Regions from separate parts of the Mus musculus genome. Here region 2 is linked to region 1. The links are chromatin loops, found by intact Hi-C in ENCODE. Cell type or tissue: left cerebral cortex. All regions are shown on one strand.

Evidence for each region. Hi-C counts contacts between places; a loop is a spot of excess contacts. Peaks named below come from ENCODE experiments on the same cell type or tissue, not always from the same donor. Only the 100,000 strongest peaks of a DNase experiment are listed, where the experiment ranks them.
Region 2: a loop joins it to region 1, with 2.4 times the contacts of the local background. A loop is called at or near these places in 5 of 42 quality-filtered maps.

What each region holds. Positions count from the first base shown.
Region 1 is chr10:59,507,489-59,509,988 of GRCm38, reverse strand. The region is part of intron 1 of Mcu (mitochondrial calcium uniporter); the gene reads left to right. Among named protein-coding and RNA genes, the nearest start is that of Gm40671, 67 kb to the left of the region's middle. In left cerebral cortex, a CTCF peak has its summit at 1,087 (motif pointing left); a DNase peak (open chromatin) is centred at 628.
Region 2 is chr10:59,592,680-59,595,179 of GRCm38, reverse strand. All of the region lies in intron 1 of Mcu (mitochondrial calcium uniporter), which reads left to right. Among named protein-coding and RNA genes, the nearest start is that of Gm40671, 18 kb to the right of the region's middle. In left cerebral cortex, a CTCF peak has its summit at 1,205; a DNase peak (open chromatin) is centred at 1,170; H3K27ac peaks cover 841 bases.

The sequences.
Region 1 (2,500 bases):
GGGTTCAGCTCCCCAGCATCCATATAACAGAAAGCCATGGCTAGAGAGATGACTAAACGGCTAAGAGCACTTGATGCTCTTGAGAAGGACCTGGGTTCAGTTCCCAGCACCCGAGACAGGAAGTTCACAACCACCTATACCTCTTCACATGGGGGTGGGGAGAAGGGCATAGGGGCTGGAAGAACACTAGGGCTTGCTAGCTGCCAGCCTTCACAATGCAGCAAGTCCAAGATCAGTGAGCGACCTTGTCTCAGTGCATGAGGCAAACAGAGGATGGTGCCTCCTCTGGCCTTCACACACACCATGCATACATACTACTTTTCCCTCTTAGAGGGCACCATGCAGTCAGGGTACTCTCCCAATAGCTTGTTAAAGGAGAGCTCTGCTGCGGGTGAATGATTCTCAGTTCAGTCAAGAAACACCTAAGCTGTCACACACACACAAAGCCAACTCTCAAATCATCTGCTATTAGAAGCCCATGGTAACGCCACCTCCACCACCGTGGAATTCGTCCTGTTTCAAGCACACACAGAATATTTTCTGAAACTGACCTCAAATCAGGCCATAAAGCAAATATTAATAAATTCCAAAGGACTGGAGTCATATAGCATTTTCTCTACCCACGGAGGAAATCACTGCCTGCAGCAATGAATCACTTTCTCTGGGAAATCCTCCAATATTTGAAATGTGTATCAAAGGAGAAATAGTAACCATGCTAAGAAATTAAAAGTATACATAGTTTCCCAGGATTAAAAGCAGAAAAGAAGGCTATCACTACAAATCCTGGAGCTGCTAAGAAGGCGGCTTAGGATGCAGCAGAGCAGGAAGCCTTGCGGTTGGTACCCAGCACTGGAACAACAGCAGCCAAAAAAATGGCTGGAAAAACTTGATGCCAATAAACTTAAAATTTCACTCAAAAGTTCCTAGAGTAACATAATTTCCAAACCTAACATTAAACTTTAAAAAGTAAGCCTGATTTTAAGAATGGTCAAGAGGTTAGAAAGATGGTTCAGTGGTTAAGAGCACTGACTGCTCTTCTGGATGGAGGTCCTGAGTTCAAATCCCAGCAACCACATGGTGGCTCACTGGTGCCTTCTTCTGGTGTGTCAGTGACAGTGTGCTGAAAAATAAAATAAATCACTTTTTAAAAAGTCAAATGGCTCCCGGAATGGGCAAAAGATCAGAACAGACATTTCTCCTATAAAGATGGCTGCCAAGAGCTTGAAATGATACAAAGCATCATTGGTCCCCTAGAAGAGGGAGATGAGAGACACTGTGAGGTACTACTTCATATTTACTAAGGAAAATACTGTAAGAGCGACTGTAGTGAGAAGTATTAATGGGGACGTAGACAAAGCCTCACAGCAGGTAGGAATTAGAAATGGTGCTGCACAGAGACTTACATATGACTTTTCATGGGAACATTGTTCCTCATAGCCAGAAAGTGAATCCAACCCCAGTGACGGTCATTGTTAAAGGATCCCACATCACCACGCAAAATGGGGCATTGTTTGGCATTAAAAAGAGTGAAGTACAGGTATATGATGTCATATAATTCTGTCTTGAAGACATTATGCTACTCAGTAAAATCCACTCAGCAAAATTCAACATCCTGAGTCACTTTGCTTAACATGAAATGTCAGGAACAGGCAAATCCATAAAAACAGAAGGTTGTCAAGGATTAGGAGTAGGGAAAACAGGAAGTGACGTCTAATGGATGTCAGGTTGTGAGGATGGTGCAAGACTGTACTACTGATTGACATAGAGCTTACACAACACTATATATGTACTAAAACCATCATATCAGATATGGGTTTTCAGATAGACTCTCATTATATGGTTCAGGCTGGCCTCAAACTCATTATATAGCCTGGAATGATGGCCTGGAGCGTCTCCTCTTGCTTTTGCCTCTCAGGTGCTGGGACTGCAGGCATGTGCCACCCATAAGTAAATTATACAAGATGGTAATTATATCTAAATAATGGTGCTCTTGGTAGGGGAAGAGCAAAAAACCAATGCCAGGAGAGATACAAAGTCTGATTGGTCTTATAGCTATAAAAGAAGTTTAACCCATAATTAAGACCTCACACACATAAAACTCTAGGCTTGAGACATTTTCCAGAGTGAGCTAAAGAGATGGCTCAGTTTTAAGAGTGATTACTACTGTTGCAGAGAACCCGGGTTCTGTTCCGAGCACAGACCTGGTAGCTCTCCACCGCGTGTAACACCAACCCAAGAGATCTGATGCCCTTTTCTGACCTCATCAGGCACGGCACACATGGGATTCATGTGCATTCGTGCATGAAAACACTCATACACTTAGAATATAAAATAGTAAAACTTAAACTTCCCCAGAGAATATGAAAACGTGACTGATGTATGTACTATCTATAAATATCCTCAATGAGGACATTATAAGAAAGGAAAGGGCATCTTCATGCAGATAAATACAAGTGAACAGCCATCACAAAAACCCTCAGCAAAAGAGGATTAATGGGAA
Region 2 (2,500 bases), 85 kb before region 1:
CATCTGTTAAGAGACAAAGGCCTGACAGGAATGTGGGCAGCAGTGTCTTATGAGTTGTGAGTTGAGTTAAGGAAGAAAGAAGCCATTAGCACAGCCAGACTCTCTGGGTCACCACGAGGTAAGCAACCTCCCCTGCCACTCACCTTGCTGCTCTGACATCCTGATCCCCATGTGCCAGGCTCGTGGTGATGGAGAGCCCATGAACCACGAACTGAACCTCTGGAGCCTGAGTTTAGAGGAAACCATAATTATTTTACAGTTTGTTTCAGATATTTGTCACCATGACAGAAGTCGGACCAACACCACTGCATCTAAGACTTGTTCTGTTTGAGCTCGCTGAACTAATTTGACTCGTGGGTCTTATTTTAGAACTGGGAAGGAGATGCTGAGGTTAGAATGCGGAATTTTGTTTTTTAAAATTATTTAAAATTTTATTTTATGTGTTCTTTGGTTCTGTCTGTATGTCTATGCACCATGTGCTTGCCTGGTACCCACACAGAGGTCAGAAGGGGATGTCAGGTCTCCTGGGACTGGAGTCAGAGATGATTGTGAGCCACACCATGTGGTTTCTGGGAATGGGACCTGGGTTACCTGGAAGAGCAGCCAGTGTGTTAACTGCTGAGCCACCTCTCCAGTCCCGGTATTTGTTTTTTGAGGTAGGTTCTCAATATGGTACTCAGGTTAGCTGTGAGCTCCTGGGCTCAATCTTCCTGCCCTAGTCTCCCTAGAGGCTGGGGTTACAGGCTCAGGCTGTTGTACCTGGCTAGCAATAGCTGTGGATGATTTGTGGATGTGAAACCTGGCCCTGATTCAGAACCGAGCAACTCTTCAGATGCTGAGGTTAGCTTCCTCTCACTCTCGTTCCACTGGCACCGTGGGTGAGGCTACCAAATCATCCCACCCAGGTTGTATTAACAGCTACCAACTTAGTCACCCGACTTTGTCCCTTTTTCCTGATGGTCAGAACTCATAGTGGCAATGCCGGGCAAAAATTCTTCCTGATCTTCCTGTATCTTCCGGCCTTAGTCATAGTAGAAGGCCCAGGTGGCCTAGAAGTGGTCATGAGAAGCCAGCTTCCCAGGGAGAGCCTCTGACTTGCAGCTTTTGCCTCCCGGCCTGATTTAACTCCTCCCACACTGGCTAACTGAAGTTATAGAGCATGTGACAGTCTGCTCTCCAGCGCCACTGCTGAACATTTGGCTCCGGTCCGACTCCATCTGCTGCCTTGCTTGCTCTGGCCCACTCTGTTCCTGCAATACTGACCCCCTTTTTTTTCCTTAAAAAAAAAAATGTTAGCCATGCACCTGCCTCCCGGTTCTTTCTGTTGACACTTTTGTTCGATTGGAATGTTGACTTAGATCTTGAGCGCCCATATAAGAAGTCGGATGTGTATGGCAGGATCCTGTAGTCACCAGTGCTGGGAGGCAGAGACAGGAAGATCCCCCAACTCCCAGCTTAGCCAGGTTTGCCGAATCTGTGAGCCTCAGGTTCAGTGACAGATGGTCTCAGAAAATAAGACAGAGAATGATAGAGGATGATATTCTATGTTGACCTGGTTCCAAACACATGTAGACACGTGTGCACATACATGAACATGTACACATATACATTCACAGAGACACATAAATATTAAAATATTATGTCTTCTCATAACTAATTGCTGCTGCCTTATTTTTAATTTTTTTCTTATTGATTGGGATCCCCCCCCCCCAACATACACAGCCTACACACACACATGCACACAGATACCAATGCATGTGTGGGAAACTGAGGAAAACATTTGGGGGTCAGGCTTCTCCTTCCACCTTGTGGATTTCAGAGACAGGTCTCAGGTGGCTGGACTTAGTGATACAAACTTTCTCTTCTCTCACTGAGCCTTCCCAGCAGCCCCATTTTCCTCCTATTTCTATTTCATTAAGAAGGTAAGCTTCCCCCTGGCTTGGGCTAGGGGTAGTCAATGTTCTGACTGTTATTTGCTCTGCCGGAATTTCTTCACCCGCCCTTCCCCTCCTCCCGTCCTTCTCTGTCCCATTTTTACTCGTGTGGGATTTAGCCTCAGGACCTCCGGCTTGCAGGCTAATGCTCTGCCCGGGCTACATCTCAGCCTGGTCTGCTTGCCTTTTAGGAGAGCCGTTACTTTCTCCAGCAACATTTTAACTAAGATTTGCATTCTTTCTTTCCTCAAAGCTATTTATTGCACACTGAAAAAAAAAAAGAGTTTTTTCTTTATCAAAGCTTAATTTTCTGTTCTGTTACAATTTTCTTCAGAAAGTATCATCTTCTAGAAGTTGCTGCTGGGTCTCCTCCTCCCCACTTTCCCCTCTCCTTTTTCTGCTCTCCATCCCTCAACTAGGCTATTAAAAGTTTCCAGGTCTACATTCTCAGAGAGAGCAAAGGGTGAACTTAGATCCCCGTGCCTGTGTTTGATACCATGAATCAGACAAGCTTATTAAACAGGCAACTGGCCTCATTTATGAAGATGAGAGCTTAAGCTATTCCT